2 separate regions of the Homo sapiens genome follow, and region 1 is linked to region 2. Evidence: read pairs that join two places in POLR2A ChIA-PET (ENCODE). Cell type or tissue: GM12878. All regions are shown on one strand. Links, peaks and the distances in the headings refer to the core of each region. The heading gives the core; the rest is flanking DNA.

Region 1 (11,342 bases), core at 2,907-10,906, 210 kb after region 2:
TCCAAGCCAGATGGTCGGCTTCCAAAGGCGCCCAGGGGAGGAGGAAGGGTTAAGCAGAGTCAGGGGCTGGTGGCTTGGGGATGGATGGCTCTGTGATAGATAGGGGCTGGAGACTCTCACTTTCACCTTCCCACTCTGTGTCCTCTTGTCTTCCCTCTCCTACTAGGGGCGGTCTCCCTCCTGGGATCCCGTGTGATCATGCAGGAGAAAAATATTTATTGAGCAGCTACTATGTGCAAGATGCTAGGGAGATGGTAGTGGGCAAGAGGGAAACAGAGCTACCTACCCTCAGGGAGCTAGAGGTCAGCAGGGGAGACATACCATACTTAATTAGTTGTGACAAATGCTATCTCCTTCATCTGGGATCAGGAGAGGCCTGACTGAGGGTGTTAAACAGTGAAGCTCGGGTCTGAAGGATGAGTGGGGTGGGGAGCATTCTGGACAGAAGGATAACACATGGGAAGGCTGGGGCAGGATGGAATGGGCAGGTTCAAGGCAGCAGAACAGAGAAGGTAAGAAGCTCAGCAGGAGATGGGGCCAGGCCTTGAGAACGGGCCTGCTCCCGTAGGGGCCTCTCCCTCCCAGTGAACCTCAGCGGTATCTCCCAGGTATGTGCTTCCTGGGAACCAGGCCCCACTGCCCAGGCCTGTGCTTCCATGTGTCTCTGACTCAACACTTGAATCACGATCCAGCTCAAATGTATGGCACTACCATTACCATTACTTGAGTGGACAACTGGGGAGGTAGGGAGGGAAGGAGGGAGGAAGAAAGAGACTAAGAGTATGGACCCTGGAGTCAGACAGGCCTGGTTTTGAGCTGGACTCCATCACTTACTAGTTCTATTACCTTAGGTAATAGGAAGCCTCGGCTTCCTTTTTTTGTAAAATGGGGATGTTAACATTGTCTCATAGGGTCATTGTGGGGGATCAAATAAGACGATATATACAAAGCTCTCAGCACTGTGCCCTGCATATCAATGCTGTAATTACTCCAGGATCCAGAGGAAGAACCTATACCCCTCGCGCTCTCTGGGTTTCTGCACGCTCTGCCCAGTGGCCTGGCACCTCAGCTTTAGAGGGCAAGGTAGAGCCAACCATTAATCAGATAGTGCTGGGACCGGCTGGGGTTTTCTGTGGCATCCCGTATCTTCCCATCAGAAGCTGGAAAGGGAATGAGGGGACTGCGAGAGTAGTGAGGGGTCCTAGATACTGACCTTCCTTCTGTGTTAGATGTTTGAACCCACAAGATGTTGGGGTTGGCCAATGCTCCCAGTACAACCCAGGTGGTAGGAATGACACTCTGAGTCTGTAGGTGCTGGCGGCCAGGCTGCCCCCGGGCACACAGCACCAGAGGAAGGAGATGGGCACTTAATACAAGGTTTCCAGTGCAGGATACCTTGGCACCTGGCCTGCCCATCGGGGGCAGAGCAGGCAATGAGAGCTGCTGCTCTATGCTGGAGTGGTTGAGTTCTGAGTCTACAGCCAGAGGACCTCGGCTGTGTGCTCGATGGCCTTAGCTAGGAAGTCACTTCATCTTGCTGTCTCAGTGTCATCCTCTGACAAGCAGGGATAATAATCCAAACACCAAGAGCTGCTGAGGATTACGTAAGGCACAATGCCCAAGGCAGGCCTGGCAGTGTCACACACACAGGACACGCTCAACAGATGGCTGCTCTGAGCTGTAAGCCCACAGTGACTTCAGATTCCTCATCCTCTGGGCTCCAGTACCTTCTAAAGGCTGCTGCCAAAGGGAGGATACCCACTGTGGAGAGCACCGACGCAAGCTCCACCAGAATCCCTCGCCCCGGTGGACTTGTCCTATTCTGGGGGACACTGACTGCCCACTGTGGGAGGGCCCCAAAGGGTGTCAGCCTCAGCCTCGTGGGACTGAAACGGAACAACCTCAAAGTCGTATCTGATATTGACTCGCAGGCGTAACAGACCCTCATCCAGCCTCTCTTTGAACACCTCCAGGGACAGGAGGTCAGCTCCTCTGTGGAGCGGCTCTGATTGTTAAGAGCTCTTTTCTCCCAAGCAGAAATCTGTCTTCCTGTCATTCCCACCCACTGGGCCTGAATGGTCCACGGGGACCATGCCAACAAATGCACCCCCTCTTCCCCAGGATGGCCCTTCAGATTTGGAAGAAAGGATCCCCTAAGTCTTCTCTTCCACAGGTTAAACTGCCTCTGTCCCCACCAAGTCCACCAGGCTCCAAGACGGCTCTTCGGAGAGCCCACCCCAGGCCTCAGTTGAAAAGGGAAAAGAAAGAGCTGGCAAGGGGGGAGTAACAGAGGAGAGGGGGTGGAGGGAACATCAGAGGGGCCATTTACAAGTGAATGGGGGTAAGAATGGAGCAGTTTGTGGGCTAAACTGGCCTCAGAAGGAGGTTTACAGATGTGCGAGGGGACCTCCTCATTGTTTAATTAAGCAGAAAGTGGATCTTTTCAAAAGCAATTTTGCACAGGGACTGGGAGGGGTGTGGGGAGGAGGGAGGTGGAGAGGGGATCAGCAAACAGGCCCTGAGAGCAGAGAAAGGAACAGCTGGCCCCAGAGAGGCTGTGAAATGCATGCTAAGCAGTTTAAAGCGCCCAGGAGCTCCTGCAGCTCCTGCCCTCCCTCACCAGCCACCCTTTAACACAAGTGGAGCAGGCAGAGGGGGCACAAAGGCAGGACAGGGGAAGACAGGCAGGGAAAGGTGAGGCGGCCATGTCTACACTTGGGGCCTGGGCAGGGGGCCTTGGGTCAAAGGGATGCTTGAATCACAGAGGCCAACTCCCAGCAGCCGCAATACCCTAAGCTGGTGGGTGCCTGCATGGCCGTTTCAGCGAGATGGCTGTTAAGACATCCCTTCTCTCACACAACTTCTTACTGGGTCAGCACACTCTGCTTCACCGAATTGTATATACTTGGATCTTGAAGAAACTTTTCTTATAGATGTCAAAGAGACAACCAGCTCAATAACATACAGAGCGAGCCCAACCTCCCATCTTACAGATAGGGAAGAAAGAGTCTGGCAGGAATAAGTGATGTGCAACTGCGCGTGCCAGGCTTCCTCTCTCGCAGTCTCACTCCCTCAGGCCTTGCTCATCATTTCTCCCAAATTGGCTGGGTTGGAAGCTCTCCCCTGGCCTAGGAGCCACGAGTTCCCTCATTTGTGAGGCTTGTCACATTCTGAAATCTTACGGCTGCTATTATTTCTGCTGGAACCTCCAAGACTCGCTTGGCCAAGTGGCAGCCCCTAGGCTGGGAAGTCTGCCAGATGACATATCTGGGCATGGACTTGGGGGAAGGGTAAGACTCTCCTAGCAGCACCAGGCCCCTGACCCCCAGCTGGGCTCACATGTGCCAGGGTGAGGCCTGGCAGCTGCTAACCAGCTCTGTTGGTGACCTAGGTCACCAACCTAGGTTACCATGGGTCTGCTGTGTGACCCATGCCTCTGGGCACAACAGGAACCAGGTGTAGGGACTCACAGCAAAGGAGCCAAAGACTAAGTGGGCCATTGTGCCTTCCCTCCCACTCCCCTCCTTTCTTCCCAGAGTGGGGATAGGCCCCTGCCTGTTCCCTGAACAGTGGCTGGAAGATGAAGGATAAAAAAATCTGAGTCCCAGCCCAGCCTCCCTACTTGGGTAACTCTGGGCAGGCCTCAGGTCCCTCCCTCCTTCTCTTTCTCTTTTAGGGGTCTCTTATCTCTTGGGGTCATCTGAAAGTTGAAATAAGTAGTTGTTGAACTCATGAATAAATAAATGAAGGAAAGCGTAAAAACTGGAAAATGTAAGATGTTAGAGTAATTCAGGGAGCCTCTTGGGATAGACGGTGATGGGTTAGTGGCAAAGCGCCAGGACTCTGAAATTCAGTGGCCTGAAAGCTAGTTCTGAATCCCAACCCTGCTATTTAAATAACTCTATGACTTGGGGTGAGACCCCTGACTTCTCTAAATTTTGGTTTCTACCTTTTATTTGTTTTGTTTTTTGTTTTTGAGACGGAGTCTTGCTCTGCGCCCAGGCTGGAGTGCAGTGGCACGATCTCGGCTCACTATACAACCTCCACCTCCAGGGTTCAAGCGATTCTCCTGCCTCAACCTGGGATTACAGGTGCCCACCACCATGCCCAGCTATTTTTGTATTTTTAGTAGAGACAGGGTTTCACCATGTTGGCCTGGCTGGTCTCTAACTCCAGACCTCAGGTGATCCGCCTACCTTGGCCTCCCAAAGTGCTGGGATTACAGGAGTGAGCCACTGCACCTGGCCTTGGTATGTTACCTCCTTAAAGAGACCTCTGCTGACCACCTATTAGTCCTATTCAAGTACCCTTTGGTTCTCCTCATGCCAGTTACTAAAAGTTGTAATGACGCAGTTATACATTCATTTGTTTACTTGTTTATTCCCTGGCTCCACTCCCATTACACTGCTAACTCTACTAGGGCAAGGACCACATCTATTTTGCTCACTAATGAATATCCAGTAACTTAGTACAGTGATGGCACAAAGAGGGCATTCAAAATAGATTTGCCAACTACATGAAAGAATAAAGTACTTTGGGGCTGGGCGCGGTGGCTCACACCTGTAATCCCAGCACTTTGGGAGGCCGAGGCGGGCGGATCACCAGGTCAGGAGATCGAGACCATCCTGGCTAACATGGTGAAACCCCGTCTCTTCTAAAAATACAAAAAATTAGCCGGGCGTGGTGGCAGGCACCTGTAGTCCCAGCTACTTGGGAGGCTGAGGCAGGAGAATGGCGTGAACCCGGGAGGCGGAGCTTGCAGTCAGCCAAGATCGCGCCACTGCATTCCAGCCTGGGCAACAGAGCGAGACTACGTCTCAAAAACAACAACAAAACAAACAAAAAAAAACATACACAAATTAGCCAGGTGTTGTGGTGCCTGCCTGTAATCCCAGCTACTTGGGAGGCTGAGGTGGGAGAATTGCTTGAACCCAGGAGGTGGGGGTTGCAGCGCGCTGAGACTGCACCACGGCACTTCAGCCTGGGAGACAGAGCGAGACTCCATCTCAAAAAAAAAAAAAAGAAAAGAAAAAAAAAAGAAAATTTGTGGGTTTTCATGTCAGACAAACTCCACAGGAAATAAATAATAACTTGTGATATTTTAATAAACTTCCAGGCAAGGTCTTTGAGACTGAATCTTTGAGAAGCTTCTTCTGAGAGCACCATGTGCCCTCCCAAGGCTGCATGGCCATCTGTCAAACTAAGAAACAGTCACCTTTAGCACCCCATGTCTTCCTCGACCAGGGACACACAATCCTGACATGAAACCCCAGCCACATATCCCCTCCCAGCTCAATGTGGGCAGTGACCTGCTCCTCAGTAAGTGTCCCCCCCCCAGCCTCCACGTGTGGCAGACAGACCCCACCCTGTGCCACTGCTCTCCAACCTGAGGGAGGGACAGAGAGGTGCGGCAGCCAGTGAATCTGAGCAATAATAATTGATTCCTGGCAGATGTGTGTCCAGTTCCAGAAGAATCCTGCCAAATCTCACTTGACCATTTTCTTTTTTTCTCCCCATACATATTCTGCTTATGTATTTTTTTTTTCTTTTGAGACAGGGTCTCACTCTGGCACCCAGGCTGAAGAACAGTGTGTGATCATAGCTCACTGTAGTCTCGATCTCCTGGGCTCAAGCAATCCTTCAGCATCAGCTTCTAAAACAGCTAGGAACACAGGTGCATGCCACTATGCCTGGCTAATTTTTTATTTTTTTGTAAAGACCAGGTTTTGCCATGTTACCCAGGCTGGTCTCAAACTCCTGGGCTCAGGTAATCCTCCTACCTCAGACTCCCAAAGTGTTAGGATTACAGGCATGAGCCACTGTGCCTGGTTTATTTTATTTTATTTTATTTTATTTTTTTTTGAGATGGAGTCTCGCTCTGTTGCCCAGGCTGGAGTGCAGTGGCATGATTCGGCTCACTGCAACCTCCGCCCCTTTAGGTTTAAGCAATTCTCGTGCCTCAGCCTCCAGAGTAGCCGGGATTACAGGCGCATGCCACCACGCCCAGCTAATTTTTTTGTATTTTTAGTAGAGACGGGGTTTCACCATCTTGGCCAGGCTAGTGTTGAACTCCTGACCTCGTGATCCACCCGCCTTGGCCTCCCAAAGTGCTGGGATTACAGGCGTGAGCCACCGTGCCCAGCCAACACCTGGCCTATTTTCTTATTTCTTTTTCTTTTTTTGAGACGGAGTCTTGCTCTTGTTGCCCAGGCTGGAGTGCAATGGTGCGATCTTGGTTCACTGCAACCTCTGCCTCTCAGGTTCAAGCAATTCTCCTGCTTCAGCCTCCCAAGTAGCTGGGATTACAGATGCCTGCCACTGCGCCAGCTAATTTTTGTACTGTTAGTAGAGACGGGGTTTCATCATGTTGATCAGGATGGTCAGGAACTCCTGACCTCGTGATCTGCCCGCCTCAGCCTCCCAAAGTGCTGGGATTAAAGGTGTGAGCCACCACGTCCGGCCTGACTTGACCATTTTCTACCGCCCACCTCCAGGAACCTCATTTCCTGTCTCTTAATATAACTGATGCCCTCTTCTCCCCAGAAGTATCTCAGTCATAGGTGGAGACTGGAATCCCATCCCTGAGCCCTTGCTAGAACCCACTGCTAAGGTTACAGTGAACACCTGCCATATCCGGTCCCCAGCCCCTAGGCTATCCTGACAGTTACCCAGCCAAAGATCTGCAAGTTCATTCTTTTTTTTTTTTTTTTTTTTGGTGACAGAATCTTGCTCTGCCACCCAGGCTGGAGTGCAGTGGCACGATCTCGGCTCACTGAAACCTCTGCCTCCCAGGTTTAAGCAATTCTCCTGCCCCAGCCTCCTGAGTAGCTGGGATTACAAGCGCGCACCGCTATGCGTGACTAATTTTTTGTATTTCTAGTAGAGATGGGATTTCGCCATGTTGGTCTAGAACTCCTGGTCTCAAGTGATCCGTCCGCCTCGGCCCCCCAAAGTGCTGGGATCACAGGTGTGAGCCTCCACACCTGGCCTGGGACTGGCTTTTGTTCATGTCTGTCTCCACAGTGATCAGCACATGGTCTGCTACACAGAAGGTGCTCAGTGTATATTTGTTCAAGAAAGATTAACAAGTTTTTTTTTTTTTTTTTTTTTTTTTTTTTTGAGATGGAGTCTTGCTTTGTCGCCCAGGCTAGAGTACAGTGGCATGATCTCGGCTCACTGCAACCTCCGCCTCCCAGGTTCCGGTTCAAGCAATTCTCCTGCCTCAGCCTCCTGAGTAGCTGGGATTACATGCACGCGCCACCATGCCCAGCTAATTTTTGTATTTTTAATAGAGACAGGATTTCACCATGTTGGCCAGGCTGGTCTCGAACTCCTGACCTTGTGATCCACCCACCTTGGCCTCCCAAAGTGCTGGGATTACAGGCATGAGCCACCCGGCCCAGCCGTGTAGACTCTTGTTTTTATTCCTCTGCCTGCTAGAGAGGCAGCTTAGCACACGGATGCAGAACACAGGCCTGAACGGGGCTGAGTGTTCCCCATGGACCAACTCCTGTTCAATGGCCCCAAGAGAGGGGTTCAGAAAGCCAATACTCACAGGGTTCCTCCTGTCCAGGCAAAGTGACTCGATGTTTCTTAATACCGTCAAACAGGAGCTCCGCACCACCTCTGCAAAGGAGGACCAGAGAAAAAGACAGCCAGGTGAGCTCCTGCAAATAGGAAGAGGTAGCGGAAACAGAAAACTGAGGATAGGGCTGGTAATGAAGGCCGAGAGAAGCAGAGACTAAGGTGCAGAAACACCTTGGGTGCAGTGACTAATTCTTTTTCTCCCCCTTTCTTTCTTAGAGACAGGTTCTTACTCTGTCGCCTATGCTGGAATGCAGCAGTGCAATCATAGCTCGCTGTAACCTTGAACTCCTGGGTTCAAGAGACCTTCCTGTTCAACCTCCCAAGTAGCTAGGACTACAGGTGCATGCCACCATATCAGGCTACTTTTTATATTAATATTTATGTTTATATTTAATTTTATTTTACTCTGTTTAGTCTCACTCTGTTGCCCAGGCTGCAGTGCAGTGGTGTGATCTCAGCTCACAGCAACCTCCGCCTCCCAGGTTCAAGTGATTCTCGTGCCTCAGCCTCCCGAGTAGCTGGGACTACAGACATGAGCCACCACATCTGGCTAAGTTTTGTATTTTTAGACAGAGGGTTTCACCATGTTGGCCAGGCTAGTCTCAAACTCTTGACCTCAGGTGATCCGCCCACCTTGGCCTCTCAAAGTGCTGGAATTACAGTCATGAGCCACCGCGCCTGGCCCATATCAGGTTAATCTTTAAATTTTTTGTAGAGATGGAGTCTTGTTATGTTACCCAGGCTGATCTCAAACTCCTGGCCTAAAGCAATCCTCCCACTTCAGCCTCCCAAAGCACTGGGATTACAGGCACAAGCCACTCTGCCCAGACCCAGTGACCAATTCCTAAATATGACTTCTAATGTGGCAAGGTAGGATATAATTTTTACTAATAATCAAGTACCGGCTAGGTGTGGTGGCTCACACCTGGAATCCTAGCACTGTGGGAGGCCAAGGCGAGATGACTGCTTGAGGCCAGGAGTTTGAGATGAGCCTCAGTGAAATAGAGCCTTGGTGACATAGCAAGACCCTGTCTCTATGTAATTATTATTATCATTAGGCACCCGGGAAATTATTATCTATTTATTTTTGAGACAAGGTCTTGCTTTGTCACCCAGCATGGAGTTCAGTGGCACAATCACAGCTCACTGCAGGCTTGACCTCCTAGGCTTAAGCAATCCTCCCACATCAGACCCCCAAGCAGCTGGGACTACAGGTGCATGGCATCACACTCAGCTAATTTTGTACTTTTTGTAGAGATGGGATTTCGCCATGTTGCTCAGACTGGTCTCGAACTCTTGAGCTCAAGTAATCTCCCTGCCTTGGCCTCCCAAAGTGCTGAAATCAGAAGCATGAGTCACTGTGCCTGGCCTATTTTTATTATTTTATTTTACTTTTTAAAAAAATTTATTTATTGAGACAGAGTCTCGCTCTGTCGCCCAGGCTGGAGTGCAGTAGTGCGATCTTGGCTCACTGCAACCTTCGCCTCCTGGGTTTAGGCAATCCTCTGCCTCAGCTTCCAGAGTAGCTGAGATTACAGGCACGTGCTACCACACCTGGCTAATTTTTGTATTTTTTTTTAATAGAGACAGGGTTTCACCATTGTGGCCAGGCTGGTCTTGAACTCCTGACCTCGTGATCCACCTGCCTCAGCCTCCCGAAGTGTTGGGATTACAGGCGTGAGCCACCGTGCCTGGCCTATTTATTTATTTTTTGAGACAAGGTCTCACTCTGTCACCCAGGCTGGAGTGCAGTAGCGTGATCTCAGCTTGATACAACCTTAACCTCCTGGGTTCAAGCAAACCTCCCACATCAGCCCCCAGGTAGCTGGGACCACAGGCACGTGTCACCACACCTGCCTAATTTTATTTTTATTTTTTGTAGAGACAGGGTCTCCCTATGTCGTCCAGGCTGGTCTTGACCTCCTGGGCTCAAGCAATCCTCCCAAAGTGCTGGGATTAGAGTTGTGAGTCATCATGCCTGGCTCTGTCTCTAATTATTTAAAAAGAAAAAAAAAAAATCAAGTACCCAAATTTGCCGACTCTTGTTTTTACTCCTCTGCCTTCTAGAGAGGCAGCTTACCACACAGGTGCAGAACACAGCCTTTGGAGCTGCCGGCCCCGATGTGAAGCCCAGGCTCCACCTCTCCCTATGTTGAGACCTTAGATGTGTGACTCAATCTTCTTTTTTCTTTGTTATTAAAATACTTTGGGGGCCAGACACAGTGGCTCACACCTGTAACTCTAGCACTTTGGGAGGCTGAGAGGCGAGGGAGGATTGCTTAAGTCCAGGAGTTCAAGAGCAGCCTGGGCAACATGGCAACACCTTGTGTCTACAAAAACTACAAAAATTAGGTGGGCATGGTGGTGTGCGCCTGTAGTCCCAGCTACTTGGGAGGCTGAGGTGGGAGGATCACCTGAACCTGGGAGGTTGAGGCTGCAGTTAGCCAAGGTCATGCCACTGTACTGCAGCCTGGGCGACACAGTGAGACCCTATCTCAAAACTAATAATAATTTAAAAATATTTTATAACATAGTGAGGTCTCACTCTATTGCCCAGGCTGGTCTTGAACTCCTGGGCTCAAGCAATCCTTCTGCCTCAGCCTCCCAAAGTGCTGGGATTATAGGTGTGGGCCACCATGCCTGGCCTTGACTCAATCTTAAGCTTCAGTCTTTCCATCTGGAAAAATGTTGGGGAGCCACTGTGAGGCACTCTGGAGACCCTGTGCATCTAGGGGTTTCCTCTGGCCAGATGATGGTTTGAATGCTCCTGCCCATGCCACCTGCTGCTGACCTGGTGGGTACATCACAGTGCTGGAGGCTGAGAGAGTCCATGAGGCCTGGCATCAACTAAGAACAACTGTTCACATCGCCTCACCATTTATAAGATGTTCCTCATCTCATTTCATCCTCAGGGAGTCCCAGGGAAGAAGGAAGGAGGTAGATATTATTTGCTCACTTTGATAGAAAAGCAGACTCAAGCCTAGAGAGGTTAAGCAACCAACTTGTCCAAGGTTAGAGAGGCAGGGGCTGAACTATAATTTCAGTCTAACTGATTCCTGCTTAGCACCAGCAGACTGGTCAGAAAAAAACAGGACTTCCCAAAGGTCAGAAAGCCTCTTGAGGGCAGAGTTTGGTTCATTTCTGTGTCCCAGCACCTGGCCAAGGGAAGGCGGGGACTGCAGAGATGATTGGAGCCAAGTCCAGAAGCTGAGGCTTCTGAGATGAGCGCCAGGGCTCTTTCAGCGCCCCATGCTGCTTCTCCCTCTGGGTCTCCCAATTCCCATCTCAGACTTCTTGTGGATCTTAACTGAAAAGGCCTCACCAGACTTTTGAAGAATGAGATGTCTTCCACCCCACCACCCTTTCCCAATTTCAGGGAACAGAGATGTCCTGAGACAGCCCGCTGGGAGGCAAAGGCAAGGCAAGCATTGTCATGGGGAAAACATGGGGCGACTGTCATCCAAACAAGGTCACGCTTTGTTGATGCAGAAATGTGGAGGGGGAGAGGAGGCCCATCTGTGGCCGCGCACAGGGCCATTTCAGCTGCAAGCCTGCACAGAGCCTCCATTTATTCCCTTCCAAGAGCCTCGTTTTCTCCTGGGTGGGGGGTTGGCACATGCAGCAGCTGGGGTGGGGGAGGGTGACAGGCAAGGGGCTCAGGAGTTGGGGGTCAGAGAAGAGGGATGGGAACTGAAGGCACTGGGACTTAGGCAAACAACCAAGACTGGCCAAACCTGGTGGTGCCAGGCTCAGAG
Region 2 (11,139 bases), core at 3,140-11,139:
TGTCCAAAAAGGTTTCAATTAAAGTCTTTTAAAAATAGCTACACAGGCCAGGCATGGTAGCTCATGCCTGTAATCCCAGCACCTTGGGAAGCTGAGGTGGGCAGATCACTTGAGGCCAGGAGTTCAAGACCAGGCTGGCCAACATGGCAAAATCCCGGTTGTACTAAAAATACAAAAATTTGCCAGATGTGGTCGTGCGTACCTGTAATCCCAGCTACTCGGGTGGCTGAGGCATGAGAATCACTTGAGCCTGGGAGGCAGAAGTTGCAGTGAGCTGAGATCGAGCCACTGTACTCTAGCCTGGGTGATAGAGTGAGACTCTGTCTTGAACAAAAAAAAAACTGAGGCCGGGCACGGTGGCTTACGCCTGTTATCCCAGTACTTTGGGAGGCTGAGGCAGGCGGATCACCTGAGGTCAGCAGTTTGAGACCAGCCTGACCAATATGGTGAAACCTCATCTCTACTAAAAATACAAAAACTAGCCAGGCGTGGTGGTGAGCTACTCGGGAGGCTGAGACAGAACTGCTTGAACCTGGGAGGAGGAGTTGCAGTGAGCCGAGATCGCACCATTGCACTCCAGCCTGGGCGACAAAAGAGAGACTCTGTCTCAAAAGGAAAAAAAAAAAAATTGAAAAAAAAAAAAAAAAAAAGCTACATACATGATGGAATATAATCTATGTAATTTGCATTCCAGTAATTTGCAGTCAGAAATCAAGAGACTCTGGCCAGGCGCAGAAGCTCATGCCTATAATCCCAGTACTTTGGGAGCCTGAGGCGGGTGGATCACCTGAGGTCAGGAGTTTGAGACCAGTCTGGCCAACATGGTGAAAACCTGTCTCTACCAAAAAATACAAAAATTAGCAGGGCGTGGTGACGCACATCTGTAATCCCAGCAACTCAGGATGCTGAGGCAGGAGAACCACTTGAACCCAGGAGGCAGAGGTTGCAGTGAGCCGAAGTCATACCACTGCACTCCAGCTTGGATGACAGTGAGAATCCATCTCAAAAAAAAAAAAAAAAAAAAATCAAGAGACTCAAATCTTTAAACAAATTTTCAGCTGAGCCTGAAGACTGCCCATACCTTCTGGAAGTCATCAAACTTCTTCTGGAGCACCTCAACCTGCTCCAAGTCTGCTCCGACCTCCTCACTTGTCAGAGCGGCTTCCTTCTCATTGATCCATTGCTGTAGTTCATTCGCTTCACGGAACAACATAAACTTCTTGCAACTCTTCTCCAACATGCCTTTACGCTTCTCACCCAGTTCCAGCAGAGAATGATATCTGATGGAATTCAAGAGGGTGACAAGAGGGACAAGGAAGGCAGTTAGCTGTAGATGCTAACATAAAGGCAAACCACGAGGTGTCTCCAAGATGTGGATTCCAGGCTACGAGTTTGTAATGATGATGCCCTAGTAACAGAGTTATCAGATGAAGACGAGGATCCCAAGTACCCACGCCACAGCCTGAGAGATATGCGCACACTGTACTGTTCACAACCAGGTGGCTAGAACAGCCAGGCACACTTATCCCCAGGCCGATTCTGCACTTAGAACAACACAACCACAAGGGACTGAAACCAAGCGCTTAGCACAGTAACACAGGGCTCATGCAACTACAGTGGAGAGACGAGATGAACTTGCTGGGCAGAATGTATACAGAGGGTTTTTCTGTCTTTTATAATTCTCTGAAGAGCCCCCAGGCTGGGGTGAGGTGGGGGAGGGTACACTGAGCTTTAAAATATCCTCATATAGGATGTTTTATCTCCATATTAGTAGGACATTTCTAAAATGATACATTCAGCTCTCAGAAAGTTTTGGCAAGTTCAGAAGGAAAATCAGGCACAGTACTGAGTATCTGTGCCATTCTGTTACTTGAAAGATTTCTTAAGAATCAAAGAATATTCTAACCCTCGGGAACTAAAATACAAAAGGCTGAAATATTATCTTTGAACACGAAAACAACAAACAATAAAAAACTAAAAATTAAAAAAAACTAGAATCATCATCAAATCTAAGTGTCCCAAAGTAAAATAAAAAAGCAATGAGTTACCAAGAATCAGAGCACTTTAAGAGAAGCATATGATTTCCTTCCTACTAAGGAAAACTATAGAACAGGCCTTCAGGTTTGCTGCTGATAGTGGCTGGTCCACCACAAAAACCAACAGGAGGGAGAACCAACACCACTCTGAACACACAGCTGCACATGGAAGCAACCAATGAGATAAGCAGTCATCGACCGACACAGCTGCACCGCGACCTCTTCCCTTGTGAGCCAAAGCTGCTGCACGGACAGGCAGTTCCTCCCACCACCTCATCTTTCTGGATGGACAAAGGCCTTCAAGAGAAGCGGCAGAGGGAGAATGGATAGGGTAGCAGTGGACATTGGTGCTCTGCAAGACTCTCAGCCTACTCACAGTTCTTCCACCTGCTTCATACGCAGAGATACACTGCCGGCCTCCTTAGTTATGCGTGTCCTGCACAGAGGGGGCACAGCAAAAGCATGCACGAATTAGTGGGGTTAATCCACAGGGATGAAAGGCAGCAGCTCCGACTGGTGCCATGATGGTGGATGCTTAATGTTGGGAAACTATGGAGTTATTCAACAGGTCTAAGGAGCAGTCTAAGTCATGAGTGACATGACAGTAAAGAAATAGCAGGAAAATTAGAGGGTTAGTTCACCTTCATTTTCCTGGCGGGTCTGCCATGCTTAAGGCAGATTTTCCTGTGCTGAAAACACTGGTAACTTCACAGAGCAAGGTCAGGGAACAGACTGGACTACCCTTAGAAAGAAATTTTACTGAGTGCTAACAGGCAATTTAGCCACGTATTTGATCTTTTTCCTCTTATATTTATGACCCAGACTACTGGTAAGAATACAAACCAAGGCCAGGCGTGGTGGCTCACGCCTGTAATCCCAGCACTCTGGGAGGCCAAGGCGGGCGGATCACGAGGTCAGGAGTTTGAGACCAGCCTGGCCAACACAGTGAAACCCCATCTCTACTAAAAATACAAAAATTAGCTGGGCATGGTGGCATGTGCCAGCAGTCCCAGCTACTTGGGAGGCTGAGGCAGGAGAATCACTTGAACCCAGGAGGCAGAGGTTGCAGTAAGCCAAGATCACACCACTGCACTCCAGTCTGGATGACAGAGCGAGAATCTGTCTCAAAAAAAAAAAAAAAGAACACAAACCAAAACCTCCCATTCTTATCTCTATAGTAACAGAATCTATAAAGTGGACAAATAACTCTGATCTTACTGAGGATCACTGGAGCCCAAAAATTTCACTATTCTACCCAAACTCTAGTGGGAATGTATTTCCTGGATATTTCCCAAGTGTCCAAAACTGCTGATTCCACTAGTGGAGTCAGAAATACCCTAAAGGAGGGACACAGGGCAATATGGGGGCTCAGCTAGAGGAAAGAGGACAGAGCCATTTCATTACAAAATTCCATTCTCAGAACTCAAAGCTATGGCAGACAGAGAAGCTCTGAAAGCAGCTTTTCAAAGTGGACAGAGCTGTAGGGGCGTAGAGTATCTGAAAATCCAATTTCAAAAAGCATCTCGAACCAAAAGGCAAATGGCAATGATTAGAAAAATTCTGGTTAGGAAAAACTCATGAACACTGGTGGAAAAAAAACAAAGCAATATAAGTCATCAGTCAGGGGTCTGAGACCCACACAGGGAGGTCTGTGGGCTCAAAGTGGGGTGGAGACAGCAGGAGGCGTGCAGGTGGGCTCCAGGAGCCTCAGGACACGCCTAAGCTTCGGCCCATGTGGAACAGAGTATGCCTATGGGACGCCTAGCCCTTGCGGCCCCCAGTGTCATCCTTACTGATTGTCAATCTGCTCCTGCCGCAGTGCTATGCTGCCTTGCTCCTCCAGGAGATTCTCCCGGGAGGCTGACTGGGCGGGGTCCAATTTCTTCACGTACGCAGCCGGCACAAAACCCTGACGATCGTTCACTTCCACTTTCCACCAATCCTAAGGAAAAAAGAGGGAGAACTGAAAGTAAATTCCTTCTCTGAGAGGGAGAATCCAAGGAGGTCACGTGTATACACACACACGAGAGCGTTGTTTTAAGAGGTCCAAAACGGCCGGCCACAGTGGCTCACACCTATAATCCCAGCACTTTGGGAGACCGAGGCGGGTGGATTACGAGGTCAGGAGATGGAGACCATCCTGGCCAACACAGTGAAACCCCGTCTCTACTAAAAAAGATACAAAAAAAATTAGCTGGACATGGTGGTGGGCACCTGTAGCCCCAGCTACTCGGGAGGCTGATGCAGGAGAATGGCATGAACCCAGGAGGCAGAGCTTGCAGTGAGCTGAGATTGCGCCACTGCACTCCAGCCTGGGCGTCAGAGCGAGACTCTGTCTCATAAAAAAAAAAGGTCCAAAATGATATTAAAATCACTTTCTATAAGGTCTGATAATTCAGTCCCTTCCTCACCTGCCATACCTGCAGAGGGTCACAGGCAGAAGAGCAATGCCGCCTGCCACCAAGGCTGGCCTTCTCTCTGCTTAGATGCTCCAGAGCTGTGCTAACACTGTAGCCACCAGTCACATGTGCCCACTTAACTTTCATTGAGTTAGAACTCTTTTTTATTGGAGACAGAGTCTTGCTCTGTTGCCAGGCTGGAGTGCAGTGGCACGATCTTGGCTCATTGCAACCTCTGCCTCCTGGGTTTAAGTGATTCCCCTGCCTCAGCCTCCCAAGTAGCTGGGACTACAGGTGCACGCCACCACGCACAGCTAATTTTTTTGTATTTTAGTAGAGACGGGGTTTCACCATGTTGGCCAGGATGGTCTCAATCTCCTGACCACATGATCCACCCACCTCAGCCTCCCAAAGCGCTGATATTATAGGCGTGAACCACCACGCCTGGCCCTTTTTTTTTTTTTTCTTTTTTAATATAAATAGAGATGAGGTCTCGCTATGTGCCCCAGGTTGGTCTCGAACTCCTGGGCTCAAGCGATCCTCCTGTCTCGGCCTCCCAAAGTGCTGGGACTACAGGCGTGAGCCACCATGCCCGGCTTCATCGAGTTATAATTTAATTAAATAAAACACCCAGTTGTACTAGCCATATTTTAAGGGCTTACTATCACACGTAGCTAGTAGTTACTGCAGAAGCAGCACAGACACTTACATTTCCACCATCACAGAAAGTTCTACTGGGCAATGCTGCTCTTGAATAAACCAAAGTTAGACCACAAGTTGGTTTAGGTTTAAATTAGACTCAATAGAAAGATAAGAATCACAGGTTTCCTCAAATTATCATGACAAGGATAAATAAGGTGTGGGAATGGGAATAAACTTGCTCTTAAAAATGGCCAAGGACATTTCTCCAGCCTTAACTAAAACAGAAGGCAGGCCTCTTTCAGGATCAGTCAATCTGTGCATGCTTCAACACCACTGTCAATTCAGAGTGTGTTAGGGAAGAAAGGCTGGTGGACCAGGATGGATTTATTATTGTCATTATTTAGCCTAAAGAAGACAAAGCCTGTGGGGTGAGGTCACAGCTGTCTTCAATGATCTGCTGGGCTGAGATGTAGCTTGTAGTCTGGAGTAAGAACCAACAGGTCGGCCAGGCGCGGTGGCTCATGCCTGTAATCTCAGCACTTTGGGAGGCTGAGGCGGGTGGATCACGAGGTCAGGAGATCGAGACCATCCTGGCTAACACGGTGAAACCCCGTCTCTACTAAAAATACAAAAAATTAGCCGGGCGTGGTGGCAGGCACCTGTAGTCCCAGCTGCTCGGGAGGCTGAGGCAGGAGAATGGCGTGAACCTGGGAGGTGGAGCTTGTAGTGAGCTGAGATCATGCCACTGCACTGCAACCTGGACGACAGAGCAAGACATTGTCTCAAAAAAAAAAAAAAAAAAGGCCGGGCACGGCGGCTCATGCCTGTAATCCCAGCACTTTGGGAGGCTGAGGTGGGTGGATCACGAGGTCAGGAGATAGAGACCACGGTGAAACCCCATCTCTACTAAAAATACAAAAAATTAGCCAGGTGCAGTGGTGGGCGCCTGTAGTCCCAGCTACTCGGGAGGCTGAGGCAGGAGAATGGGGTGAACGCAGGAGGCGGAGCTTGCAGTGAGCTGAAATCGTGCCACTGCACTCTAGCCTGGGTGACAGAGCGAGACTCTGTCTCAAAAAAAAAAAAAAAAGAAAAGAAAAAGAAAAAAAAAGAACCAACAGGTCCAAGTTATACAGAAAGCAAACTTTGGCTTGACAGGACAAAAATTCCACCTAGAGACACTCAATGGTGAAAATAAGCTATCCTTCTGAGTGTGATTATCTATGCTTCTTGCAGGTATTCAAGAAGACAGATTAACTTCTTGGTCATACACAGTACTGCATAAATGTATGTCACGTGGGGGATTGGTGAGGAAACTCATGTCTTTGAATTCTAAGCCTTCTCATTTCAGGGAGACATGCAACCCACAGAAACCCAACTGAGCATACGTGGAGGTGCCAGCGTGGAACAAACACACAGCCACTCTCTGTGCCTTGCCTTGTTGGTGCTGTTGAGTAAGGTAAGGATATCTCCCTTCTTCATGGTGACCTCTCGGGGACTCTTCTCCTGATAGTCGTAGAGAGCCAAGACCAGCTCCTTCCCAGTCTCATCATCCGTGGGGGCCACTTGTTGCTAAAAATCCAAAGGAAGGGCAAACATGGTAAAAACACGTCCGCGCTGAGTCATCTAAGTACAGAGCAGATTCAAATGCCACCAGCTGTACCAAATGTACCAAATATACACTCATGAGAATTCTTCACTGAAGCTACCAATAAAATCTGATCCAAGAACTTTAAATTTTTGGTATCTTTAAAAAAAAAATCTCATTTTGTCTGGGCACGGTGGCTCATACGTGTAATCTCAGCACTTTGGGAGGCTGAGGCAGGCAGATCACCTGAGGTCGGGGGTTCGAGACCAGCCTGACCAACATGGAGAAACCCCATCTCTACTAAAAATACAAAACTAGACAGGCGTGGTGGTGCGTGCCTGTAATCCCAGCTACTCGGGAGGATGAGTCAGGAGAATCACTTGAACCTGGGAGGCGGAGGTTGCGGTGAGCCAAGATCAGGCCAATGCACTTCAACCTGGGCAACAAGAGTGAAACTCCATCTCAAAAAAAAAAAAAAAAAATCTCATTTTAAAGTAGGGCCGGGCACAGTGCTCATACCTATAATCCCAGCACTTTGGGAGGCCAAGGCGGGCAGATCATGAGGTCAGGAATTCAAGACCAGCCCGGCCAACATAGTGAAACCCCATCTCTACTAAAAATACAAAAATTAGCTGGGCGTGGTGGCGGGCGCCAGTAATCCCAGCTACTCAGGAGGCTGAGGCAGGGTAATTGCTTCAACCTGGGAGGCAGAGGTTGCAGTGAGCCAAGATAGTGCCACTGCACTCTAGCAAGACTCCATCTCAAAAAAAAAAAAAAAATTTAGCTGGGCATGGTGGTGAACACCTGTAATCCCACCTACTCAGGAGGCTGAGTCAGGAAAATCGCTTGAACCCAGGAGGCGGAGGTTGCAGTGAGCCGAGGTTGTGCCACTGCACTCCAGCCTAGGCGACGGAGTGAGACTCTGTCTCTAAATAAATAAATAAATAAATAAATCTTATTTTAAACTCTGTAAATCTTTGTGTCACAAGAGTTAATAGCAGAGTCAAATGGGGCCTATGATAGGAACACCTGCTGACAGTATCTGAGTCCTTCAAGGCCTCCCTCCAGTAACCCATAAACTGTTACAAGTTTACCCGGCAGGACTGTGCTTGTTCTCGCAAAGCCTGGATGCTGCTGCCGTAGGCACTGAGATCTGACATCAAAGCTTCGTGTTTCTTCAGTAGAGCCTGAAACCAAAACCACACATGGAGCACTGTGCAGGGGCTGAAGCCTCCCATCCTCCACTGCCTCGCCAACCTGCCATCCTGCCTCAACAGCCTTTCTCAGTTGCACAATGACGTAATCACCTCCTGCCCTTCTTACAGTGCTAATATCATTTTCAAAGTTTTTCAGGATTCTCATCTTTTGGGACAATCATATATATTATGATTATAGCTTACTCATCCTGGTCTAGGCACAGAGGCTTATGCCTGTAATCCCAGCACTTTGGGAGGCTGAGGCAGGCAGACAGCTTGAGCCCAGGAGTTCAAGACCAGCCTGGGCAACATACTGAAACCTCATCTCTACAGAAAATACAAAAATTAGCCAGATGTGATGGTGCGTGCCTGTAGTCCAAGCTACTCAGGGGACTGAGGCAGGAAGACTGCTGAGCACAGGAGGTCAAAGCTGTAGGGAGTCGTGATTGCATCACTGTACTCCAGCCCTAGCGACAGAACGAGCGCGGTGCCTCACGCCTGTAATCCCAGGACTTTGCGAGGCTGAGGCAGGCAGATCACTTGAGGTCAGGAGTTCAAGACCAAACTGGCCAATGTGGTGAAACCCCATCTCTCCTAAAAATACAAAAAAAGTTAGCTGGGCGTGGTGGCGGGCGCCTGTAATCCCAGCTACTTAGGAGGCCAAGGCAGAAGAATCGCTTGAACCCAGGAGGTGGAGGTTGCAGTTATCCGAGATCATGCCACTGCACTCCAACCTGGATGACAGAGTGAGACTCTGTCTCAGAAAAAAAAAAAGAAAAGGAAAAATTCAACTCATTCTAGTTTTTGTGAAGAGTGGTAAGAGCTAGGTACAGGAACTATACCTAGACCTTTATGAATAAAATTTGAGAATTTTAGTCAAAAAACAGATAACCAGTAAAAAACCAAGTACATCTATGTATGTATGTGTGCATGTTGGTATGTGGGTATATGTGCGCACTGGTATGTACATGTGTATGCTGGTATGTTTGTAGGTATGTATATATGTATGTGTGCATGTTGGTATGTTAGTATGTATGTAAGCACACATATGGTTTCACATAGATGAAACAAGAGTGACAAATGTTAACGGTTGAAGGTGAGTGAGAAGTCATCTTCTCTCTCCTTTAGGTATGATTACATTTTCATAATAAAAAGTGAAAAATGGGCCAGAAGGGGTGGTTCATTCCTATCATCCTAGCATTTTGGGAGGCTTTGGCAGGAGGATTGTTTGAGGCCAGGAGTTTGAAACCAGATGGGACAACATAGCGAGACCCTGTCTCTACTAAAAATAAAATTAAAATTAAAAAGCGTAGCTAGGCAGGTAGTGGTACCTGCCTATAGTTCCAACTACTTGGGAGGCTGAGGCAGGAGGATCGCTTGAGCCCAGGAGTTTGAGGCTGCAGTGAGCCACAATTGTAACATTGCAGTCCAGCCTGGGCAAGAGTGAGACTCTGTCTCCAAAAAAAAAAAAAAAAAAAAAAAAACCAAGTGAAAAATGGATTCCAAAACATTTTAAAAAACAATCACTGTAATGCACACCTCCCGCGCATCACTACTTCTCCTAACTTCCTTCTCAGTACAAGCCCTGTTCCACTTCCCTGGCAGGTGAGACGCTTCCCACGCCTGGTTACCTCAGCAGAGTCTTCGTCCTTGCCATAGTCAGTGCTGCCCACAATGGGTTCCTTCTCCCGCATCCAGGATTCAGCCTCGTTAGCATCAGCAAAGTACTGCTGGGCCTGCAGAGAGTCCTCCAGGTCCTGCCGACGCTGGGAAGCTTTGGCTTTCAGTGCCTCCCACTTTTGGTTCAGCTCGTGAAGCTTGGCCTTCACATCCTCTGCAGCAAAATGGCCTGGAAGATGGGTAGGGAAAGAGGATAACAAAAACTACGTTGACACATCACAGAAGGACAAAAATAAGTTTTCTCTGTGTGTTCACGGCACTTTCATTACTATGTTTTGGTGAGCTGTGCCCTTTCATAATTCCATTTTTTTTGAGAGGCTCAGGTTCTAACCCTCTAATGGACTGTTTCATTTTTTGCCTCCTCAAACCATGACCTCTATCTAGACTCTAAGAAGCAGATATCGCAAGTTGGCATTAGTGATAGTATCATAAAGACTAGTAACAGTACCACTGTAGCGCTCAGTTACTGAGACTGGCACGTGCAGGCACTCTATCAGCTCTTTTCCTACTTGGTTTCACTTACTCCCCACTACAGTGTCAGGAGAGGTGCTGTCATCCCCGTTTCACAGATAAGAAATTCAGGCTCGGAGCCAGGCGCGGTGGCTCATGGCTGTAATCCCAGCACTTTGGGAGGCCGAGGTAGGTGGATCACCTGAGGTCAGGAGTTCAAGACCAGCCTGACCAATATGGTGAAACCCTGTCTCTATTAAAAATACAAAAATAAAAATACAAAAATTAGCTGGGTATGGTGGTGTGTCCCTGTAGTCCCAGCTACTTGGGAGGCTGAGACAGGAGAACTGCTTGAACTAGGGAAGCAGAGGTTCCACTGAGCTGAGACCGCGCCACTGCACTCCACCCTGGGTGACAGAGTGAGACCCCGTCTCAAAAAAAAAAAAAAAAAGAAATTCAGGCTCAGAAAGGGTAAGGTCTGGTCAGGTCATACAGTTAGGAAAGAATGGGGATGGTATTCAGCCCCAGAGCCTGGTTTGTGATGCCCACGTGGCCATGCCCTCGGCAAGAAGGGGAGACACGAGGAGCAGCACCAAGCCATGTCACTGATACCAATCACTCACCTTCCTCCACCATGGCATTCCCCTTCTGTGTAACTGCTTTGATGCGTGGTTCATGTCCAGCAATTTCTGCTTGTAAGGCTTGATGTTTCTTTAGCAGATTCTGGACCCCAATTAAATCCTTACCTGAAAGCAGACACCAGTCCCCAGTTATCCAACCATGAAGAGAAAAGTCAGCACTGATTTGTCATTCTTAGCTACCACCATGGTTCCAGTTCAATAATTTAAATTCGACCCTGCCCATCCTGACATGCATCCCCTTTATGCTACAATAGCACAGCCTTTCCCAAGTTGATTCCTACCTGAGGGAAGCAGACTGACCTCTGTTGGTAGATGCGGCAATGGGCTCTTTCTCTCGAATCCACGTCTCCTCATCCTCAACATCCCGGAAGAGCTGCTGCAACCGCAGAGAATCGGCCAGCTTCTGCTTCCGGGCAACCATGGGCTCCTTGAGTGCCTCATAGCGAGCCACGAGGGCTTCCTGTTTCTTCTTGATGTTTTCTGCATCAAAATGGCCAGCATCTTGGAACT

Evidence for each region. ChIA-PET counts read pairs that join two places held together with the same protein. Peaks named below come from ENCODE experiments on the same cell type or tissue, not always from the same donor. Only the 100,000 strongest peaks of a DNase experiment are listed, where the experiment ranks them.
Region 1: POLR2A ChIA-PET joins it to region 2 with 5 read pairs; 6 of 35 experiments call an interaction of 5 or more read pairs at or near these places.

The regions. Positions count from the first base shown.
Region 1 is chr9:128,374,320-128,385,661 of GRCh38, reverse strand. It overlaps URM1 (ubiquitin related modifier 1), which reads right to left. Exons shown (of 5, transcript NM_030914.4): 2 at 7,556-7,626. Among named protein-coding and RNA genes, the nearest start is that of URM1, 8.6 kb to the right of the region's middle. RefSeq lists an enhancer at 1,884-2,528. In GM12878, for the core only: no CTCF peak of the experiment used is centred there; no DNase peak of the experiment used is centred there.
Region 2 is chr9:128,584,316-128,595,454 of GRCh38, reverse strand. SPTAN1 (spectrin alpha, non-erythrocytic 1) reads right to left here. Exons shown (of 57, transcript NM_001130438.3): 17 at 10,930-11,139; 18 at 10,612-10,734; 19 at 9,490-9,707; 20 at 7,757-7,849; 21 at 6,512-6,646; 22 at 3,830-3,978; 23 at 2,413-2,472; 24 at 1,082-1,280. Among named protein-coding and RNA genes, the nearest start is that of SPTAN1, 37 kb to the right of the region's middle. In GM12878, for the core only: no CTCF peak of the experiment used is centred there; a DNase peak (open chromatin) is centred at 7,864.